3 separate regions of the Mus musculus genome follow, and regions 1 and 2 are each linked to region 3. Evidence: chromatin loops called from intact Hi-C (ENCODE). Cell type or tissue: left cerebral cortex. All regions are shown on one strand.

Evidence for each region. Peaks named below come from ENCODE experiments on the same cell type or tissue, not always from the same donor. Only the 100,000 strongest peaks of a DNase experiment are listed, where the experiment ranks them.
Region 1: it touches region 3 in a loop (7-fold over the local background); 2 of 42 quality-filtered maps call a loop at or near these places.
Region 2: it touches region 3 in a loop (4-fold over the local background); 3 of 42 quality-filtered maps call a loop at or near these places.

Annotation. Positions count from the first base shown.
Region 1 is chr5:96,581,386-96,589,385 of GRCm38, reverse strand. Fras1 (Fraser extracellular matrix complex subunit 1) reads right to left here. Exons shown (of 74, transcript NM_175473.3): 15 at 1,164-1,307. Among named protein-coding and RNA genes, the nearest start is that of Gm52781, 120 kb to the left of the region's middle. In left cerebral cortex, a CTCF peak has its summit at 4,536; a DNase peak (open chromatin) is centred at 4,453.
Region 2 is chr5:96,373,128-96,381,127 of GRCm38, reverse strand. It overlaps Fras1 (Fraser extracellular matrix complex subunit 1), which reads right to left and starts at 7,173. Exons shown (of 74, transcript NM_175473.3): 1 at 6,243-7,173. The coding sequence starts at 6,315. In left cerebral cortex, CTCF peaks have their summits at 4,730 (motif pointing left), 6,730 and 6,929; DNase peaks (open chromatin) are centred at 6,415, 6,700, 7,028, 7,245 and 4 more places; H3K4me3 peaks cover 3,081 bases; H3K27ac peaks cover 1,460 bases.
Region 3 is chr5:96,450,205-96,458,204 of GRCm38, reverse strand. All of the region lies in intron 2 of Fras1 (Fraser extracellular matrix complex subunit 1), which reads right to left. Gm33050 (a long non-coding RNA gene) reads left to right here. Exons shown (of 3, transcript XR_389343.2): 2 at 427-8,000. Among named protein-coding and RNA genes, the nearest start is that of Gm33050, 5.2 kb to the left of the region's middle. In left cerebral cortex, no CTCF peak of the experiment used is centred here; DNase peaks (open chromatin) are centred at 2,273, 2,902, 3,199, 3,519 and 3 more places; H3K27ac peaks cover 2,760 bases.

The DNA of each region.
Region 1 (8,000 bases), 130 kb before region 3:
ATAGTGAACAGGGCAGTGGGTTTCCAGTCACTTATAGCCTGAAGAGCTACACCTGATTCTTATTCTGGTCATTAGCTTTGAGACCCAAGGTAATATCTGCCTCTAACTCTCTGCTTCTTCATCTGAACTTGAGGATGATATCTATCTAGCAAAGTCATTGCTAGAACGCAGCCTTGAGTGCTGACCAAGCAGTTACTCTGAACCTTCTCATCTGGGTGTGAATCAGTGTTCGTTATAACCAATTACCATGAACTCCAGTTTGAAACAACCCAAATCTATTTTCTTTCAGCATTAGAGGTAGGAAGTTCTAAAAATCAACGTCTAAAATCTAAGAAACAGGACTGCATTTCTTCGGAGAAACTCAAGAGAACGTATCCCCTTGATGTTTCCCAAATTCTGCCTGCTCAAGCCAGGGGATTCTTCCTGTGTCATCCCATCACCCTGACGTCTGCATCCATCCTTCTGTGCCTTTTCTGCTTCTGCCTTGCTGCCTCATGCTGCCTCATTATCACTGAGATACACCTCATTCTCCAGGGCATTGTCCCCATCTCCAGATTACATCTTGGGGGTCATATTCTGTTTAGCCTGGGAGTTATGTTTATCACCATTTCACAAGTCAGAGATTGAAAGGCAGATGGGATGGGTTAATCTGTGCTTTTGTCACATGTCCACATCTCTTGGAGGTTGATCTCTTTCTGCCTGGCACAAGGAGGATGGATTGGGCTGGCTATCATGACCGTATGACCATGAAAAGTAGACTGGACAGTGATCAATTCACCTTTAAGCCCGTGACATCAAAACAAAGGTGGGTCTGCTTGGGCTAGCATGGGTCTCTGCTCCATTATACTAGGGAAGTGGTCTGGGATGAATGATATTTGAGACTTAGGGAGATGTCCCAACTGGACTTGATTCCCCTCTCCACATAGCTGTGAGTCTTAAGCAGGGGGCTGGGTCAGGATAGACTGAATAGTCCGAGTCTAACAAGCCATCAGGGCCATTAGAGGAGATCCCACTTGTTTAAAACAATACATAAATGCCTAAGGTGAAGTGAATGTCAGAAGTCCTGCACATACTCAATGAGCAAAAGATGCATTAGTTATCAGTGCTAGGATCTGAACACAGAGGGAGATAAAGGGGGCATCCCAGCCCAGCATGGCACTTACCAACGCAGGTCCCCTGCCTGTTGTAGAAGCCATTGCCACAGGTGTTCTCACAGCTGCTATCTCTCAGCACTTGCAGTGGGTCTCTGCAGGCCATACAGTGCTTCTCTGTGGGACCCCAGCAACCTGCACAGGACTCATGACAGACTGTAGAAAAGCACCAAAGTCAGTGACCCAGCCTGTCACAGAAGAGACTATCTGTCTCTCACACTCCAAGATTAAGAATCTACAGGAAGATATAAGCTGGTTCCAGGGCTCCTGAAATGCTAGGTTTGACCCTAAAAGAAATAAACACCATGTCCCTCAAAGAGAGAGGCAGGGAGGGGGAAGGGGAGGGGGAGGGGGAGGGGAGGGGAGGGGGAGGGGGAGGGAGAGGGAGAGAGGGAGAGGGAGAGGGAGAGAAAGAGAGAGAGAGAGAGAGAGAGAGAGAGAGCGAGAGCAAGACAATCTCTGAGAGTCAGAAGTACTACTTTAGTGAGCTTTTGCTAAGGGCTAAGGGCTCTGAAACAGGAAATTGATGGCTTTAAAGTAATGGGAGTCACGGGAAAGGAAATCATAATTTTCTGGGCAAAGATGGTCTGACTAATGAAATGCCATGGCTTTCATTCCTTGCCCTGTCTGCCCTAATCACTACAGTATGTGCAGGCTCCGGAGGCTCCTTCCACCTCCACTAGCTTCTTAAGAATGAGTTGAGGGGTAACATCATTGGCTACCCTTGATTGATACATTCAATTTTATCTCTCTCCTTTTCCTCCTCCCATCTCCCTATCACTCCCTACCACTCCCTACCACAGTGCCCCTCCATCTTCCCTCACAAGTCTTGTCTCTTCTCCCCCACATCACTGGTCCACATTGTATCCCCAGGACTCCCAAAGTTTACACTTCTTTCATGCTTTCTGAGTCTATGTGGAGGCTGTTCCCAGAAAAGAGGTAGTCTCTAAAGATTTTGTTGTCTTCTTTCTCTTCTAGCATTTTCTCTTTTATAATCATTTGTGTATCTTCTTTACTTTAGCCCTTCTGCAAAAGGAGGCTTGCCCTTCACAGCAGAACACTGTGCGACTTGGTTAGCTGCTTGTTTTGATACCCCTACTGTGATTTGGTTAACACATCGTCCTCGTTTTTATAGCATTTCCTTCACAATGGAGTACAATCTATTTTCCAGAAGCATTGATTCTGATCAACAAAATTGGCGGAGAAAATGAATGCATTTGCTGCCTACAAGTGATTGGGTAATCATACCTTAGCGATTTAATTAAGTATTTGTTTAGGAGCAGAAGAAAAGATACCTACATCGCAAACTTCAGAATCTAATCCCCCTCTCAGTTCTAAATTGCACAAGAAAGTCTTAATTTCAGACATTTTTTTCTCTCTGGTGGATTTAAAGATAATTACTAATTGCATTAATAGCCAGGAATACTGCAGTAGAGGGACAGGGGTGGGGGACGGGGGTGGGACCCACTTTAGTAGAGCTGAAAGAGGGTGAGCATCCAGCTATGGGGGGGGGGGGCAACCAGAGACAATCTCAAGCAATGTCTTTGGAGGTGGAACATAGAGTGTGGGAAACTGGGTCTACCCTTGTGTTTATAGCTTCTGGGCCTCTGTAGTACATAGTAGGACAACTTGTGGCCTTGGACATCATTGCACAGAAGTGGGATTTTTTTCCCCTAATTGTATTGTGAAGTGATGGAAGGATCATGCAAGAGTGATACAAGATGTGATTTAAATTTGCAAAACTCTCATGAGTGTCCTGGAGAAAGGAGGTGAGTTTGTATAGGTTATCAAGGCTACCACTATGCAGTGTATCCTGTGGTCCAGTTGAAAGATTGCAGTGGCTTAGGCTAGGGGATAGGAAGAGAGAGAATGAGCAAAATTCTCTGTGTTGTTATCAAGTTCTGTCTTAACACTGTATGCTTCATGCAGACCTTCCTACCTTGTTGACTGTGTCTGAGCACACTGGTTGTGTTTTCCAGACATCTCCTGAGTGACTTCATTCATACTTAACTCCTTCATCTATATTTTATAAAGGTCACACACAAATCCTCATCATACTTACAGTGAGACTCTGATACTATATCACAACTGTGAATGGAAGCAAGGACCATTTCCGAAACAATTCTACCCTATACACAAGAAATGCCACTCAGTGACCCTTGATTACTGACTGTAGCCATCACCTGAAATATCTCTCATCTTTCATGAAGTTTTCTCTTCATTCTGAATTGATACAAAGACATTACCTAACACATCCATCAAACACAAAGCCCAGCATCTTTTCCAAGATGGCCTGTCAAGTAGCTCTACTAACCTACATAAGAAGCTGCTGCTACATTCCAGATGCTGTGCTGTGGAGGCCTATGAGGCCTTCCTACCTAGACCCACATAAGCCACATTGCCTGAGGCCTAGACCAAAAAATAGATGATATATTGCATCCATTGAATTCACTGGAGTACTACAAAAATTCCACTGGGTAGTGCCAAGGGAAAGATTATTTAGAAAGTAAGAGTACAAAGATCCCACAGGTCAGAGCATAGCATTCACATGGCCTTGGCCCTCATGTTATAGAAGACTTGTAGCAAGTATCCTGATTGGTGGGATTTTCTTTTCAACGGATTGATAACTGATATGGAAGAGTCCAGTCCACTGGGGATAATGTCACCTCTGAATAGGTAGTCCTGAGATATATAAGAAAGAAAGCTGATAGGTGCAACATTATGAACTAACCAGTACTCCGGAGCTCTTGACTCTAGCTGCATATATATATCAAAAGATGGCCTAGTCGGCCATCACTGGAAAGAGAGGCCCATTGGACTTGCAAACTTTATATGCCCCAGTACAGGGGAACTCCAGGGCCAAAAAATGGGAATGGGTGGGTAGAGGAGTGGGGGGGCGGGAAGGGTGTGGGGGACTTTTGGAATAGCATTGGAAATGTAATTGAGGAAAATACGTATATAAAAAAAAAAAGAATAGCCAAATGGCCCCTTCTAAAAAAAAAGAAAGAAAGAAAGAAAGAAAGAAAGAAAGAAAGAAAGAAAGAAAGCTGAGCAAGCCAACGACTGTCAGCCAGTAAACAGCCTTCCTCCATCTCCTCTGCTTCAGTTCCTGCCTTCAGGTTCCTGCCTTGAGTTGCTGCCCTGACTTCCCTCGGTGGGCTCAGACTAGATACATAAGCAAAATAAACTCCATTCTTCCTCAAGCTGCATTTGGTCATGGTGCTTTACCACTGCCGTAGAAACCCAAGACAGCAGGGCAGTGGGAGGATGAATTTCACTGGCAGAGTTCCCTGCAGCAGTTTGTCCTAACTACTCCAATATTATCTTCCTCCTTCAAGGAGCAGTCACTTCCCAAGTGGGGACCGAGCTTTAGTTATTTTAAGCCCCTAGTGCTCACACTGGTGTCTAGCGCTCATCAAATGTGTGCTAAATGAGAACACACAGGTTTTTATTCATTACAGGAAAACCATGCCACCAGCCACCTTTTGCATAGAAACGGCAAAGGTACGAGCTTTTAAATGCCCTAACATTGAGGATATAAAATTTACTTTCTAAATGCTAAAAACTCAGGTGTGTTTTTGATGATGAATACACATGATACACTGATACCTACTATTAAGTGTAACAGTGATCCCTGCTGGCCCTCCTCACTTCTCCATATCAAAGGAACTGCATCTTTGGTGGCCAGGCATAGTGTCACACTGAGCTGTCATTCCTTGGTATGACACACACCTGCTGTGATTTACAACTGATTCCTAATTTCCAGCACTGAAAGTATGCAACTCCCTGCTATCTCCTCTTGCAGGCTTGGTTTACATGTGGCTTGTACTCCACTTGGGTTATTAAGAAGAGGAAAAGGTCACTGGCTCGCTGACTTTTCAGCCTGATGTTGCTTAGTGATGCATTTCAGATCATTGAGGGTAGGAATTGTATATTGTGAATATTACAGTAATAAATTTTTGAAAGGGTGAACGAGGCAAAGTTGTCTTCTTATCTCACACACAGTAGATCATTTATCTGGAAGGCCCATGACTTTTCTGGGGCATAATAGGGCATGTGTTGGTTCGTCAAACAATTCATTTCAAAAAATGAAAAGAATGGATAAATGTCCTTCTTTTTGCCAGCTTTATAAGGAAACTCTATTCTAAAGATAAAAACTTCTTTTGTTCTTGCTAAAATAGAAGTAGAAGATTTTTAGAAACTTTTCAACCTATGCTTCTCTAGGAATAAATTGCAGATCTCCTTGAGAGTTAAAAGCCCTTCCTGCAGGCAACTTCTTGTTTCTAGCAAACCTTTCCAGATGGTAGGCAGGGGGTCAGATGCTCATAGGCTCAGGCTTGGGAACTGCAGTTTTGCTCCGGGAAAGAAAATCACCCTTGGCTGGCCTTTTCCACCCTCTCTTAAGGTGTCAGAACCTGTATACCATCTTTGATCATCATTGAAGCCAGGTTCAAATTCTAAGTTCACCATAATACTCTGACTGGCAACCACAAGGCACCAGCCCTAGCTGCATCCCTAAGCAGGTGTGCCACACACTGAGTGAGTTCTCCTGCTCTGTCTTTTATCCATTTTATGGCAAGGTTACATTTCACAAGGACTAGGAAGACCTTGATGTGGATTATTGTCAGGAGCTAGTGGTTTGTTTTTTTTCTCCGTGTGTGTGTGTGTGTGTGTGTGTGTGTGTGTGTGTGTGTGTGTGTGTGTATGTGGTGCATGTGTGTGCATGTGTGAGTGTATATCTCCATACAAACTCATGGAGACCAGAGGAGGACATTGTGTATCCTGCTCTATCACTCTTTACCTTATTAGTTTAATACAGGGTCTTTCACTGAACCTGGAGCTAGGCTGAAGGCCAGGATGTCACCGTCATCCCCCTGTTTTTCTCCGCACATCCACAGATCTGGAATTATAAGCTCATGAACAACTATGCCTGGCTTTTTACATGACTGCTAGGGATTTAAATTTCAATCCTCATGTCTACACATTGAGCATCTTTACAACAAGCCACTTCCCCAAGCTCCAGTGGCTGTATTTTTCAACAAGATACCCTCTGTTTTGTACTTTCATTGTGTTTCTTCTTTTGAGACAAGAGCTCTAGCTCAAACTGGATGTAAACACCCTTGTCAGCTGACCTTGAACTTCAGGCCCCCAAGTTCCTGACCCATAGACGTAAAGCACTGCCACACTTAGTCCATGCAGAGCTAGAGATGGAAGTCAGGGCCTTACTCATGTTCTCTAAGCATCCACTGAGCTATATCCTAGCCCTGTAGGAAGCTCTTGTTGGATAAAAATTTGTTCCTATCTTAAATTCAAGTTCACAGTTCCTTCATTTTCTTTCCCATTTGGTGAGAATAATGTGTGTTGTATTTAATTCTCAAGATACAATGAGATGACAGATTTGGAGAGGCCAACTGTATTCATGTGATCACTGGCTTCAGGGAGACCTGGCAGCTCCTGTCTCTGCTCTGGTCAAAAGCAAAGAAATTTTCACTGAGAGACAGAAGATGGGAAAGAGTCCTGGAGAAGCAGGCTCTCTTGAAAGAAAGGACAAAAATGGAGCCTTGAGGTGTATGTCAGCTGCTGTACAAAGGGGACCCCACCTTTCCCAGGTGCCTCAAGCTCCACACTCTTTTCTTGCAATCTTCCCCCAAGCAACAAGAGCCCCTTGGAAAACCACAGGAAATTGCATGGTGAGTCTCAGATGTCCAGAAGGTCCTTTCTATCCTACTATCTCTCCCTCAGCCCTCAGGTTCCCAAGAGTCTAAGGCTCGCTGCCTAAAAACTCAACATCACACTTATCTGACCCTTATACACCAATCTTAAGATCTTTCCCAGGCTGGGTTTCTACCTTTCACCCATCTCTCTTTCCAGCTTACGAATGCAGACCCCTGAATAAGAACATCTGATTTCCAGGTGTTTTGAAAATGCACAGGTATTTGACAGGGTTCATAAAAACACCAAACAGGTGAAAAGTCCTATGGCCTCACAAATAGCTAAAGATATGCAAACAAAACAGACAAGCACTATCTAGGCAGGGTGGATTAGACTTATATAAGCAACACATATTGGATCTTAGACATGTTGCTTACTGAGGAAATAAGAGAAGGAAGGAAATATCCACCCAAAATTTTTCTGAATTGTAACATGTACCTAGAGCAATGAAAGCATACACACCCCAAAACATGCACCAGATCACATTACAACAGTCACTCTGGAGCTAGGGAAATGGCTCAGTTAGCAAAGTGCTTGCCTTACAATCATGAGGGTCTGCATTGATCCCCAGAATACAAGTAAAAATGGTAGACATGTTGGGGTGTACTGGGAATCCCAGAGCTAGCGGAACCCCTGGGGTTCTCTGTTTAGACAGTCGATTTGATGAGCTCTAGGCTAATGAGGAACCTGTCTCAAAGGACGTGGACAGTGTTCCTGAAGATCACAATCAGGATTCTCTATTGGTCTCTACATGCATGTTTATACACGCACACATGCAAATGAACATGCATGCAAGGACATGGAAAACAATGCCATCATTACTTAGTAGGAAGATGGGAAGGAGAGGACTAGCAATAAGGTAGAACAAAGGGAATGAACTGAGTGGTGGACAGAGAAAGAAACAAGAAAAGAACCTGACCCAGCGCAGTTACCGGAAGTGAGCCATGAAGACTCTTTCAGACTGATTCTTATGATCCAGAAATAAGATTTTTTTTTAAGTTTCCATTTTGCATGAGTCATACAAGCAGGTTGAAGCTGCATTGGGGTACCATGTGCGAACAAAGGCATGACAAGGAGGCACTCCCGTGCATTTCTGGAAGAGTGAATATCAACACTGCTGTTTGAAAGCGAGTCGCA
Region 2 (8,000 bases), 77 kb after region 3:
AATTTAAAAAAACTGAATCATCTTTTCAGACTATTAATCTCTTAATAACTAAACAATTGGATATCTGTGGCATATTCGGGTTTTCTCTGAACTCATAGATAAAATTGTGTGCATTTATCATGTATTTTTAAGTGTGTGCAACCTTTAAAATAATCTAAGAAATTTCAGCTTCGAGGATAAAGCAATAGTTACCCTTTGGAGAAAGATCATCTTCCCATACAGTCATATAAGGTAGCTTTCCAAGAAATGTTCATCATAAAGTAGTGACATTGTCATGTGAACATCATAGTGTAATGACACAAACTCAGACACCAACACAGACCCGGGTAGTATCACCTAGAGCCAGCACATACACTGTCTGTCACATCATTACAGGGTATATCACTATAGTCTTAGCTCCTGTCTCCATAATGTTGTCTTGCAAAATAAGCTTCTTTTCAATGCTCGTTAGGTCATCCAGCACCTTACGAAATAAGCAAGCAGCCATAGCAAAGCCCATTTTGGAAGTCTGGTCAGAACCTATAAACTCACAGCAACACGAAAATACCCAGCAGCCTCGAGAATGGCCTTACATTTGTGCTTGTTTAAGCCAAGCATCTGGGACAGACCTAAGTCAAACAATATGTGGCTGATAAATTCCATCATTAGAAAAAGAAACAACTCAATTTGGGTTACTCCATGATGTGCAATTCCAAAAGAAATAAGCTTCGCCCTCTGAGGGCTTCCCTAAAACAAACCGTGCAACCCAGAAGGCAGCTGCCTATGTGAGCCTCCATTAACACACTTTCCAAAACCTCAGTCCTACTCTCCAGAGAGAATAAAGCATTCCAGTACGATGCCCAGTCCCATTAAACATTTATCATCACCCAAAGCCAGACGAGGCCTTCCAGAGCAAGCATATTTCTCCCACACTATGGCAGGCTGCACACCCACCAACAGACGAAGCTGTGATGTTTTCTGGCAGGGGGTGCTGGGAGCATCTCCTGGCACAAGAAAGGCAGAGAGGTCTTTATTCTGTCCAGTTACTTCACAGGGAAAACACAGTCACTCACTCTGCTTGTTCTTAAGGGGTTCTAGAACCACCCTGTGGGCCCATGGTTTGAACTTGATGGACTTAAGAAAAACTATAGCTTTAGATGAACCGTTAGAAATGGTAGAGATCTAGAAGGAGAAATGGGCTTTCTTTACAGGAAAACTAGGGGGCAGGGGGACAGTTGGAGCGGGAGTTCTCAAGCTAAGGCAATCTCTAGTTTCAGGGCATGAACTATGTCTGAGACACCAGGATCTTAACTTCTACAGTGGGGCATATTGCCACTACACACACAGAGCACCATGATAAGCCTATATCCCGAGACTGGGCTGTTCTCCCTGGCTGCTTGGTTTATTTCTTCTGAGTCACATATGCAGAATGTTACCTGGATAAAATAAAAGCCCCAGGGGGCTTCTTTTCTGAAGTCTCTTGGAGAATATAATGTACTCCTTTCTGAAGCTCCCATAAAAAGCTCAATATTTTTAGGGAAACTTTGAGATATAATGTGGAACATACTTCCATCCAAAACTATTTGCCACAGAGATAGTAACTGGTAACTGGGTCAATTAAAATCCAACAGCCACAAAATGTCAGATTTTTGTAGAGAAGTTTCCTCCTTGATGAAAACTTTGCATGTTCAGGGGAACTTTGGATGTTTACAACGAGGAAGTAAACTCAAAATAGCTTCAGGAAGTCCCTGAAGCTAACCAGATTCACTAGGTCCCTTCCACTCCCCCCACCCTGAGAGTATATAACGATTAAAGGCTGATGAGAGTCACTCTCAGAGGAGTCCAGTTGCAAACAAGAAGTTCACGAAGTTGAACTTTGATGGTATCCTACTTTGATCTATCATGGACTCCTATTTGGGGTGAATAGCTATACATGTATGTGTTACGTCTTCCCATGAAAAGTCTGCCACACAACAGACACACAGGTCAGAAGAAATCATGGCACATAGAGTCATTAGATAAGATATGTAAAGAGCAGTGTGTCCTAGTTAGGGTTACTATTGCTCTGATGAGACATCTGGAGGCAGAAACATCTGGAAGCAGAAGCTGATGCAAAGGTCACAAAGAGGTGCTGCTCACTGGCTTGCTCAGCCTGCTTTCTTATAGAACCTAGGACCACCAGCCAAGGGATGGCACCACTCACAATGGGATGGGCCTTCCCCCATCAATCACTAATTAAGAAAATGCTTTACAGCTGCATCTTATGAAGGTATTTTTTTTCTCCGTTGGGTTCCCTCCTTTCAGATAACTCTAGCTTGTTTCAAGTTGACATAAAAGTAGCCAGTATACAGGGTATTCCAAAAAGATGACTCATTAGGATCAAGCAGCCACAAGTTGGCATTTAAATGTTCAAACTTTATGTTAATATAATTCAGCATATGGCTGGGCACACTGTGGAATAGTTAAAATAGAATCATTTCTAGACTGGCAGGATGGCTCATGTCCTGATGACTGTCAGCTAGGATGCAGATCAATTAATAGAATAGTAAAACAAAAACTGGCCAACTGCTTCTGAGCCACCATAAGATTTGGCATGAGGCTCCAGCTTGGCCGGTGGCAGTCCCTCTCCTCCTCTGAGCCCATGTAGTGGAGTGTTTTATGGCTACTCGTGCCTGAGTAATATTGAGTGAGGTTGCCACCCAAATCCATAACGGTGATTATGGATGGCTGTGTCCCTACTCCAGGATGTCTATGAGGAAGCCGATACACAAAATCTAATCCCAGAAGGGAGTGGGAAAGCAGTATATTAGAAACAAGAACCTATGATAATACATCATGTATCTGTTTCTACTTGCAGGGTATGATGAAAACCAAAGCGTGTAAAGTTGCGGTCAGTATCAATCAACTGGAGCCTGTAAAAATCTCAATCCTGAGAGACCCAAGAAGGACCACAAGTCCTCACAGCTCTTCTGCTCTTTCACCGGTATTATAAATTTGGGGATATGTAAATACCTTTGAAGACCAATCAGACATGCAAGGAATGTTTTGCTTGTTCCCGAAGATGTAAGAAGTCCCAAGTCCCACCAAGGCTAACATGACCTAGGAGCTCTCAATAAAGGTTTACAGAATGAAAGATGGAGGGGAGGGCTGCTTGTCCAGCCAATGCAGTCCTTCTCCAATGCTGAGCTTCAAGCACAGAATGCCTCACCAAAGGAACTCTCTGGCCAAACACAGAACCAAAACTACTGATGTATCTGAAAATAAAACAAAGTCTCCATCAAATGAGCCTCTCCACTGTAATCTGTTAATAATGGGCATAGGAGAAACTAGAGCGATGTGAAGGCTTAGCTGAAGTCATGGGGTAGGGGGCAGTAGTAGTAGACCCAATCTAGGGCTCAGGTCTCCAACAGTATTTCCCAAGTCCATACCCGGCGTCTATCTGGTTTAAACCCGCATAATTTCTACATGTGAGCACCACTCAAGATGAGTCTCCAGAAAATGCTGTTCCGGTTTCCCGGATTCAGAAAGCAGCCATGCTTGAAGCTTCCCTGTGACTTTTTGATTTTATTAAGCCCTCAAATCACAGTTTATCAGCTTAGCAATCTTGAGGCAATATACGATAACACTACCATCAACCTGGTTATAAAAATTCATCTTTCTCTTGATACTTAAGATAAAATTTAGAACCCGAAAGTCTCAGCACAACCTTTTTTTTTTCCTTGCCTTTCTGGGTGTTGAACTCAGGGCCTTGGGCAAAAGCTCTACTACTGATCACTGATCTATAGCTCTCACCCCTGATCTCTCTATATATATCTGTCTATCTCTCTCTCCCGCCCTCTCTCTCATAATTACAAAGCATATTTAAAGCTATCACGACATAATACCTCCCTCATCTAGTTAGATGGTTCATTCAAGGTCAGCTAGTTCATCACAGAGGCTGATCTATTTAAGTTAATTGAAAAGAATGTTATTTGGCATTCCCTCTTCTGATTGGTGCTCTCGAGAACTCAGAGTGCCAAGAGCCAGGGTGGAGACAGAGGAGTTGCTGGAGCTGCTCTCAGAGTCACTAAAGTCGCTGTAGGAAGAATTCATTGGAGTACTGCACTCCCTGTTGTTCACAAAGAAGAAAACAGTGAGTTCTCCCATGAGCTGGCAGGCTGAAATGTGATGATATGGCCCGTCCAGCAAAGCATATGTAGATGCCTGGTTTAAAAAGTGTTCCCTGGGTGAATAACAACACTTAAGGGAATCTCTAAAGTTCACAAGTTTTCCGTCTCAATCTCTTTGCAAAGAGAGCCTTGACTGGCTCAAAGGAACAGCCTAATCAGAGGACAGCTGATTCGTATGTGTACGACCATCATCACACAAGTAAACAAATTAAATGAGATATGGTGTGTAAACTACTCGGCATAGCACGGGGAATAATATGTGATCCGTAGCTGGGTTCATTCACTCAGAGCCAAGCATCTAGGTTTGGTTGGGAGTTCTCGGACCTTTTGCAATCTAGGACCTAATTTGTGAGCAGATGCAGAATGCTCTGAAAGTGAGTAAAGAAAATAGATGCAAAGTTCTCCACCTTGTAAGGACACACACACTTCAGTGTGAGCGCACTTCAGACACTTTGCCAGCTATATCTACCAGCCCTCCAAAGAGCATACCCCATAGCCTCTTAATAATAATGGCTTTTGTCATTTCAAGAGATTTGCTTCTGAGAAACAGCATCGCTCCAACTGCCCCCTGGTGAGCAATCCAGGAGTGATAGCATAGTCTCTGTGTTGTTGGGATATAATTTTTAAATAAGAAACTGCCACCAAGTGTAACTGTAATTTTTCTGAGCTCTAAGTTGAAGTTTGAGGCGCCCGGGCTGACTCTCCCATCTGGTTAATTACTATAATTAAACCTTACAAGGTTGGGGTTTTTTTTGTATGCAAAAACCATGCACACACACACACACACACACACACACACAATTCTTTTAAAACAGGTTGTCCATAGTTTGAAAAACTCTGCACAGCTCCCCAGGCGTGTTTTTCCTGGAAATAGTATCTTTCTGACATAATTCCCACGACAGTGTGAGAAGGTGGTGCCTAAACCTGTGGGGAAAGTCCACGAGTGGACTTCCAAGGCCAGGCTGCTTGCTATGAGAAAAAAATGGTAAGGAAGAGAGGTGCCACTGGTCTGAAGACTGGAAGCCCACCTGAGATTTTACCCTCCTGAATCTCCAGTTGCCCCCTTTCAGCACCTATGATGCAGGAAAAGCGACACGTGCACGCCACTGCCTATATGATTTGCGACTGGGCAGGTGAACTCTTCCTGCAGCTGGATGAATAATGAATGGAGCCGGGAGTGGAAGCAGAAAGTCCAGAGCCCAGCCGTGGATGAAGTTGTCTCTCTCCCAGCCTGCCACCTTCCCCCTCTGCAAATGCTAACCCAGCCACTGTCCCCGCGGCTCTGAGCAGGTGGGAGCTCTCAGCGCGCCTAGGGGCGCGGGGGGGGGGGCGGGGCGGGGGGAAGCAGCACCAGACTCAACATGTCACACACACACACACACCCCTCATCAGATTTACTGATGTATTATCTGAGCTGAGATTACGAAAGCTATCCTGATGACAACACTCAAGTCTCCTTTCTCTCCCCAAGCTCTTGAAGAAGTGGACTGGAACACCCCCCCCCCCCCCGCGCGCGCGCGCAATGAAAACCTAGGGAGAAGAGAAGTGCATACATGCTCTTTGACCACTTTTTGTTCCTTGAGAAGCAGGCAGCCTCGTGCTCTCGCTCCCGAGTAAAATTTATTTCATTACAACTGAAATCTCAACATCCAGAATACTACTTATAAAATCTTAAGTGGTCTTTAAGGGGAGGGGGGGCGAGTTACTGGGGCGAGGAAAGCAAAATAGAACAGTGGAGCTTGGGTGAGGATTTTATTCCACAAAAGTGAGAGCAACTGCTCGCTTCTCACCTAGGTTCCGAGTAGTTGCTTTTCCTTGAGGAGTAGGGTAGAAGTGGAAGGAAGATTCATCCGGGTTCAGAAATATCACCTCAAAAGGCCACCCACCCGCAAAAAGCAAAGAGGAGGCCGTGGCCGGGCTGAGGTTTGACCGCAAGAGAAACCAGGAGTGGGGATTTCAGCTGAAAAGGAAATCCACTCCGTGTCCACCTATCGCCTCAAATCAAAACTTCCACCCAACAACCCACAGCACTAAACCCGGCTGAGTGTCTTAAACTGCACAGTCGAACTCACACGGGGTTCCGCTCTTTTTTACCTTCACAATTAGGCAATACTGCAAATTCCGCCAGCGCTAGGGCCACCCCGAGCCACGCTTTGAGGACACCCATCGCCGCCGCGGCACTCTCGCAGGAAGATCCCAGCCTTCAGCATCCAAGAACCTGCTCTCTGCCAAACCTCAGGCTGTGGCGCCGGCGCCGGGAACCGGGACGCACAGACACTGGGGAAGCGCTGGCTGCTGGGCCGGGAGCCGAGGTTGGCCGGGTGGACCGCAGAAGGATGCGGCCGACAGTAACACTCAGTCAGCCCCGAGGCTCACTGGGTTCTCCAGCAGAGCGGCCACCAACGTGAGCCGAGGCTGCGAGGAGGAGGCAAAGCTCAGATCGCCGCCAAGACTAGCAGGAAAGTTGCAGGTCAGCGGCTGCTGGGATTCCGCAGCATTGCCTCGGGCTAGACCAGTTCCTCCGGAGGTCCCCAACTGGCGAGCTGCAGGAGCAGGTTCCTCCTCGGCAGCTTTTCAAAGTTCTCTCGGCACGCCCCCGTCTGTCCGTGTAGCATCGGCCGAGGCGGGTCCCCGCGAACACGCCGGGCCGGGCTACAGCAGCGCTCGGGGAGCTGGGCGGTGCAGGGCCGCTGGTTGCAAACTTTGTGCGGCCCTGCAGGAGCTCCGGGACTCGGGGGCGCTGCAGCCGCACCGCACCACGCCGCCCGGCTGCTGCAGGCGCTTCCAGAGCTCCGCGCGGAAGGCGGCGCGGGGGGCGCTGCTGCCACTTTCTCGCGCCCGCCCCTCGCCGAGAGGAGGAGGGCAGAGGGGCGCGGCTTGCTCCACACCGACGCCCACCTCCCCGCACCGTGCACCCCGAGCTGCGCTGCAGGGCGGAGGTGCGATTACCCAAGTGGAGGTGGAGCCATAATTGTAGATGCAAGGAGGAAAGAGAGAGGCTGGAAAAGACCCCTCCGAACTCAATGCTCCCCAGATGAGGGGCCTGGAAACGCACAGGATAAGTCCCCGAGTGGATCCTCGCATTTAAAGCACGCACGCTCCGCCTTCCTCAGCCTCTCTCGCCTCCTTCCTCTCTCCTTTGCTGGGTGTGAAAATGGACTCAGAGACTACGAGCTTTGGCAAAGATTCCAGAGAGTCACGTGGGGAAGGGGAGCCGCGGTGAGGGGGTGGGGGAAGGCGAGAGAGCAACCTGATCCCCTTATTCATCCTGCAGGAGTTGCATTGGCTTTGTCTGAGGCGGGATCAAAAGTGGTCACACCGAGGGCGGGTGGAAACAGGAGGTTAGGTCTCCATTCAGACACTGTTGAGGGTACCACAGGAGAGGCTAGTTGGGGACAGGGTGCTCACACCCAAGTCCTAACTGCTACTTCTCCACCTCTCGTCATGCCCACTGCTGCTGAACACAGAGCCTGAAGCAGAGCTGACTGGCCATCTTCGCATTTTGGACCCTCAGGGGTTTTCCCTGCAACCTAGCAGTCTTGGGGCACGTGTGTTCTAGGTTGAGATTCCCACGGTGAGTGCACCTTTACAGCTTCCTAAAAGATGAAAACACCACACAGTCTGGGTGAGTCCAGCTGCGCCTCCAAATGTCAAAGACTGGGAAGCCAATGTCAGGGCAAAAGCATCCTGGTGTGCACACTGGAGGTAGTTGAGGGATAGGGTGGGGTCTGGTTTCCAGCCAGTACTGAGTGATAGCTATTTTTAGAGGACTAAATAAAAATAGCTGGTCCAGGTTTGATCATTTTGTAACTGGGGATGGTTACACGGGAGAGATACAGACTGGGTTTCGAA
Region 3 (8,000 bases):
CACACATTTAGAGTTCTAAGGCACACTACAGATCCTGTCAAAGAGCCAGAGGATGCTCTGAAACACAAGGACTTCACAATGTTCTTTTCTGTGAGGGGCACAGAACCTTTGCAAATGTTCTGCAAACCTCACAAAAGTAGAGCTGAAAAATCCTTCAATAAACTTCTAGAGTCTCTCAATTCCATCTTGGATGGTCACCCTTTGAGTACTGAGTGGCCAACTACTTGAAATCAAGCTTTGACTGAGGTTCCAAGGGCTTAGAAACAGCCCAAGGCATAGGGACTCAGGGATTGTATTTCAGAACTGGTCAGCCAGCAGCTAGCTTAATGAGCACAAAGGAAGAGAGGGCCACATGAAAGAATTGCCATGTTTGCTGGGTTTTGTGTATTTTTTCTTTTAACTGTAGCTGCTTGGCAACTCTCCTAGATCACAGCTTTGGAAACGAAATTCATCTCCCTAATGGAAAAGAGCTAACAGAGATCCCACTGATGGCTACTAACCAACTCTGCAAGAGGCTGTGGGTTTCACCCTACACAAGAAACTACCAAATTGACTTCCGGCGTGGGGCTTAAGCCAGGTATGTTTGCTCAGATGGAAAAGATACTACAATACAAGAGGAATCATATTTCTTCCTGGCCATATGGAAGCACTGAGTGGAAAATGCATAATTAAGCTTTCTTCTTCACTGCCTGCTCTTCACAGGAGGTTATAAATAAGCCCTAGAAAGCCGAGTGCTGCTGTTCTAGAGGAAGCAAGTGATTGTCTCATCAGTTAGCTTGAAGAGAAGGTCATACCAGAAATAATCGTTTTGAGAAATAACTTGGCTTTCTGGCTATGATCTCACCCTGCCTTGGATTATTTTTGCTTATTTCCCCTTTCATTACAAATTGTACTGTTTATTTTATTCTGTGCATATGTACTCGGAGTAAAATTAGGTCAATTTAATTTTCTCCTCCAGTTTGTTTCCAAAATGATGAGTTTTTCTTTTCTTCTTTTGTTTGTTGAGACCGGGTCTTTCAATGTAGTCCTGCTGTCTTAGAACAAGCTATGTTAAGTAGGCTGGCCTCGAACTCACAGAGATCCACCTGCCAAGTACTGGGTCTAAAGGCATGACCCACCATGGCCAGCAATGGTAGTTTTCTTAAATCAAACACATGCCAAAATGTTTTTGTTTGTATTATATTGGTCCATTTTAAATTTAAGCGATCCACATGGGGGTTCTTAACCAAGGGCACCCTACCTTGTAGGGACTCTTGCTTTAGCCACTGAGAACCCATCAGAAACCAGGTTCTATTGCGAGTGCTTGGGATAGAAAGATGACCACATGATGGTATAAAAGTCCTTATAGCTTACAGCAACAACATCAGTGTTTAATATCTGATACCATAGAGAAGTGATGTACTAAATAGACCTAAGACCTTATCGTTACAGGTGGCCGTCAAAGTCACATTCCACCTCGTGCCCTCTTTTCTCATGGACCAGGAAAATGTCAGAGGAAGCACCTCAGACTACAGAGGGGACACAAGCTGCTGGGGTCAATCCAATTAGGTTGCTGCTGTTCAAGGACATTTACTCTCCAGAGCAGCATGCACACTCTCAGGCTCTCTGGCTGTGCATGCTGGCTCCCAGATCACTTGGTTTTGTTTGCTTTTAATTACTCACCTGCTAAGATCGCCAGTTTGCTTGTTTTTTGTTTCTCTTTATGGGGATTAAAAATGGATTTTCCTGGTTTTGTATGTGTTTTAAAATAATAACAAGAAGAATTATTTCAAGTAGTTATGAGAATAGAATTACATAAATGCAATTAAAAGGAGCTAAAAAATTTTTAATATCTTCTTATCTTCCCAATGTCAGGTTAATTTCTTTAGAACTTAAAAGGTACAAAGCATGCATAATGTTGAAGAAAGGGCATCAAAATAGGCAGATGATACTACCTCTCTCCAGCTGGGTGGCACGTATAGGATAGCTCCATGTAAGTTCGCTCCTTCCTTTTAAAATCTTTTTATAAAATCTTGTGCTAAAAAAAATGTGTTTTTAGGTCAAGTCCAAAATTGTCTAAAGAAGTTGCTTGACTGACTCCTTAGTCTCCACTTCCTTACATTGAGATAACACGATCAAGTTATTTTTCAAGATTCACTTCTTTTTATTTTTATGTGTCTGTGCGTTTTACCTACATAAGTGTTTGTGTACCAGGTGCATACAGTGCTCAGACAAGAAAGGGGCATTGGATCCCCTAGAACTTGAGTTACAGACGGTTGTGAGCTCCTGTACTGGGAATCTAATGCAGCTACTCTAGAAGAGCAGCCAGTGCTCATAACCTCTGAGCTATAACCCCAGTCCTTACAATCACTGCTAAAGAGTACACCACTCACTGAGAAAGAATAAGAAGACAAAGGAGACTCTTGGTCTCTGAGTTTCCATGAAACACCCCGGAAGACACCAAGCCTGGAGTGGGCAGGGCCATTGGGAACAGGAAGGCCATGCCTTGTGTTAGCTGTGCATGTATCCATGCAATCTCCTAGACTTATGAAACAAAATAAGCATAAATTACAAGTAGCTGTGAAGAAAGAAAATCACAGTGAATAATATCAACTCCCCAAATTTTATAGAACATAAAACTTTTTTGACACCACAAAATAATCTGAAGAACTGTCAGCATTTCTAAAGCAAAGCATTTGATGAAGTTGGGCAAGAACGGTCTCAAAATAACACAGGATCCATAAACTCTGGCTAAATGTCACAGGGTAAGTGCTAGAATTGATGTCACAATGCAAGCTGTATTAAGTGGCCTCTACTCAAGATAACAGAAAGGCAAAAGACAGCAGGGAGAACTCAGTGTGGGAGAATCTGGACAATTGTTCTGACTCTCCTACTGTCTGTCATTGTGGAACTTAATCACACCTCCTCAGAGCAGATGCGGGGAGGACAACCTTATGAAGTACACAGACAGTCTTTAACACTCTGCAAGTGTGTGTGTGTATGTGTGTGTGTAGTTGTGTTACACATAAGAGGCAAGAACCATCTATTTTACCATTTCTCAAAACATTCTGACAAACACTGTGGAATTAAACAAAAGGCGATATAGTTTGGCTTGCTAACAAGCTCATACTTGGCAAGGTTTAGAGAGGAGACATAACTCAGTGACCTCTGCAAAAGCAGATACGGCCCTCACTAAATTTTGTTACCATTCTGCACGGCAGAGACCAAGAGATACATACATGCAGACACAGATTCTGTCTACACAGAGCTCACAGCTGAACAGACAGTGTCACGGAATATTCCAGATCCCAGCGCGCAGGTGAGGAAGCTGAACCTGGCCAGAACAGGATCAGAAAGGGCTTTTTTATGCTATTAAAACAAAACAACAACAAAAGTCATCTAGGGATCTAACCGATCTTCAGTTAAAATATCACTGGACACTCAGTGTGGAGCAGCCTGGGAGTGAATGTGAAAGGAGTCACAACACAAACCGGAAGGAGTGGGAGCTTTAAACTACAGCCACAATAGGCAAGCAACAACAGAAGTTTAAACTCATGGCAGGTCACTGAGAACAGAAGGGAGTGGAGAGCACGATTCTATATTTAGGCATGAAGGGAGCAGGCCTGGTGGGTGGATGGAACATGACTGCAGGTGCTGAGACCAATCTCCTAAAAAAAATATTCATCAATTTATAGTTATATCATACAAGGAGCCTTACCACCAGTGTGCATTCATTCCCACTGTCCTGCCAAGTGCAGTTAGACCTTCATAAATGCCTGCATAATTAATCTACCAACTCCCCAAAACACAGTCAGTCATTCTCTGAGAGTTATTGGCTTTGGACTTCTCCAATGAACAGCAAATATTTGGAAATGTATATTACTTTTAAAAAACAGATGAAATGTGCAAAAGAAGGATCTTTTGTTTTTGTGTTGTTGTTGTTTTGGCTTTTGGATTGGTTTGGGGAGACAGGAGTCTCACTATGTAGCACTGGCTGCCCAGAAACTGTTTATGGAGACCAGGATAGCCTGAAAATTAAGTAGATCTGCCTTCTCTGCCCCACCTTGGGTTAAAGGTGTTTGCCACATGCCTGACACAGTCATTTCTTAAACTAAAAAATGCTTGCTTCCATCAGGGAGGAAACACATGGACATAACCTGAAAGAACCTTCATTTTCTAAATTAAAATATGGACCCCACTTAAAACTGTTAGGTATATTACTCTCCCTGAGAGTCTAGGATAAGAAACCCTGAACCCTTCACAAAGGTGCAATGGCAAGAAACTCCATCTGATTCCATGTATTCTGCTGTGTTAAATTTCCCAGTCTCCTGCTTATTATACCTTAGTCTTCCTTGGAACAGGAAAAAACTGCCTTCAGACACACCTCATCTTGCAAAAGGCGATGCAAAAGATAGTTCTCCAACATATATGGATTCACCAGAAAAGGCATCAATTCTAAAATACAGCATAATGATACGACAAATTATATTGTGGTGTGACAGAATAGATGGGCCGAGCATCTGAACCAGCTATTTAGAATTGCTCCTTTTCAGAACAGTATTGACCAGTATGATTCCATCCATCCACAGGCTAAAGTACTCATTGCCCAAGTGAACAAAGTTATGTGCTGTCGTTAAATGTTAACACGCCTTCCCAACAGCAAGAAAGAAATCCTGAAGGTCTGGTCTGCTGCTCTGCCTTTGTACTCCTGCTGGGTAATGTACACATAAGAAAAGAGACAGGTTCTGGAAAGCCACCTCTCTGGGCAGCAAGGGCAGCACATCTGTATCCACTGGGCAGGTGTTGACTCTCTAGGTTCTTGTTACCAGAGAATCGCCATGGATTTCTCCTTCTCTTTAGGTCAGCATTACACCTAAAGGAGAATGAATTTTAAAGACAATCACCTTCCTCTTCCTTCACCTACCTGCCTCTGAGGGACAGTGGGTTCTTTAAGAACCCTTGTCACTGTGCTCAGAACAGGAATGTGATCCTCCTCTTCTATTAGCCCTGCTCTAAAGGCACAGAGAATTCAAGTCCCACCAACATGACAATTTTGCATCCTGCAGTATACGGACTCCCTCAAACAATGTCCCGTGGGAAGGGTGGAACAGCAGACTTCTTAGCAGATATTTTTAGAAGTATAGACTTAAAAATAAGACCAGGGCTTCATTGAAGGCAGGCAGTGGGTCTGCCCTGTCCACTTTTGTATCTCAGCAACCTACAAGCCCAACGGCACATGGTGGGTGCTCCCTAAGTAGCAGCAGCAATAGTAGTAATGGTTGTTGTTGTCTCCTGTTGTTTTTGGTTTTGAGAAAGTAAGGCCCTGGCTAGCCTTGACCTCTCAGAGATCTACCTACCTCTGCCTCCTATGTGGTGGGATTAAAGGTTTGTGCCACCATGCCTGGTCCTCATCAAGAATTTTTAAAAAAAATAAAACATGCTACTTCAATGTGGACAAACTTGAATTTTCCATCCATAATGAAAATATGAGAAAAAGTGTTGGAAAGAAAATTCCATAAAAGCTGGTCCAAGCTTAGATCAGCATACATTTCATTTTGAAACTCTAAATAATTATGATATATTTCAGTGTTTGTGAGAATTGTATTTCTTTAGTTTGGGAAACTGATTAATCATAAAATCTGCTCCCTCATTGGTGGTAGCAAAAACTTCAGAAGACCTGAAGCACACTTCTCTCCCACAGACGAAGGGGAACCCCCAAGAAATCCTAGCTCCACCAAACTCTGTAAATATTAAGAGGATGGCTTGGGCCTCTGTGGAAGACAATAAAATACAAAAGGAAAGAAAAATGATGGAAGTAGTGACTGTCCCCAAGATAGGCAAAGTTTAAAGGGCCTCAAAAAAAAAAAAAAAAGAAAAGAAAAGAAAAAAGAAATAAAAACCCTCTGATGGTTATATGCAAACATCCTTCCGACATTCAGAGCATAAATCATCTCTCAGAGGCCTCCTTGCAGGGTCCTAGTTAATCATTTGGCCATAGTAAACACTAAAAGCAATCAATCTCACAGGCTTTGGAATTTGTAGAAATGCTTGCTGCCCTTACAAGCTAGTTTCTGCAGTTCAAATACTTTTAAGCTTTTCCTTTAGTAGCTAAAAGTTAACTAAAGTGATACACCTTATCTTCAACCATCAGAAAGACTCTTCAACTTAACAAAGTAAAGGTAGACTGCTTAAAAAAAGGGGGAGGGGGCCAGTAGGAAGGTGTTTCCTGTTTGAAATTATGTGTAAAACAGACTCTTCATAGCACCTAAACTCTCTCTACAGACAAAGAAAAGACATAATGCCTTGGTTGAAAAGAAATGCCATCTGGTCAACCTCATAGCCTGTAGTCTATGAAGACACCTAGCTGCTGAAATTGTTGATGAAAACCAACCAGATCCCTAGCACTGCCAAAACCTGCAGTTCCCACACCATTTTCTCCCTTCTGTGTACTGGAGGTGATAAAGACAGTTCTTTTGAAAAACAAGTCCCTCCTGTATAAAAAGTTTGAAGACTACTATCTTTTCTAAAGTTTAGCCTGGTCGCTTGAAGGCAGGCTAAACCTGACATTTCTGTGTCCTTGGAGAGTTTGTGCATTCTTCCTAAGATGGGTTTTAGAAGCTCTGGGACCTACCTCCTGTCCAGGAAGGCACTCAGAGCTGCTGGAATGAAGTCCTGCGCTAACCTGACTTGAAAAGAAAGTGAACAGCAGCACTGACCTTGAAAATTCTGACAGGGAAGCATCTTGATTTTCTGCTTCATTATGTCCAATCTACAGATTCACCACTGACAGTACCCACTTGCTTGTCCACGCTCCGCTGCTTCCTGGAGCCACCACGGTAGCTCTGACATTGGCAAACATACAAACACATACCATCTCTCATAGGCCAAGAGGGTATAGGGAGGTGCAGGTAGTGACAGATGTATTCCTATGCTTTCACTGGCTTGCCTTCCCTAGGTTAGAAAAAGCAGCCCTCTAGGCAACACACACTTAAGTGAGCAGCGCCTATAAGGATAGGAAGGATGCTGCCTACCTGAGGAAGAGAGGAATATCCATAAGAAAATGGAATAAAAACAAGACACCCATTTGTAGAATGGAACACCTAGACATTTGTAAAAACAAACAAGCACAAAACAAACAAACAAACAAAAAACAATGGCTCAGCTATACGTCATGATGAAAACCACTATGGAATGAAAAACTAAGGCACAGAGCTGCCTCGCATGCACAGGGAACAAGATGTCCAGGTGTACCTGAGCCTCTACAGAGTGAGGAGAATGGCCATAAAAGAAACTGTTTAGAAAGCACTGTGTATCCTATCTTCACAGCTGGACTTCTTTGCTCTGTCTGGTAGCAGCACAGTGGGCTTATAGAAAACAGAAATGCAAACACCTCAGAAACAAGTTAAGATGGAGAAGGGGAGAGACCAGATCTGAAGTTTGAAGCCCCACCACACATCTACAGATAAGGGGCCGATGAGTTAAAGCATGCCACTCACTGTGGGATTTTCTGATCTTTGGGCACTGCCCCAATTCTGCCACTGCCAGGATTATGCTGTTACTGGGCCAGTGCAGGATGCCAAAGCAAAAAAAGGCAATAGAATTCCAAATCTGTATCTTCATTCAGCACAGAAGGAAAAAGGGAAATATTGAAAAGCACCCCAAACTCCCAAAAGCATGAATTACATTCTTGGATGGTAAGTTTTCAAAACAAGACTATTTCTCACACCCATTAGTTCCAAATTTAAAACAAAAATGTTTTATGTGTAGGGAGCTGGGGTCTTCTACTGCCAGTCAGAGGGATGTCACCTGGATTTTGCTGGTGTGTGCCTTCCTTGAATTTCACAGGACTTTATGAAACCCTGTGCATTCATAGGCACTATGATTTATTACGGCAAATGTTCAAAAGAGGGTGGATCCCAACGAAGACATTACCTGCCCTAAGAGTTCAATTACCTGGGCAAGTTATTGTGTCTCTGTGACCATGATCCTCAAGTTAACAGCTGCGATCAACAAAATCTTCC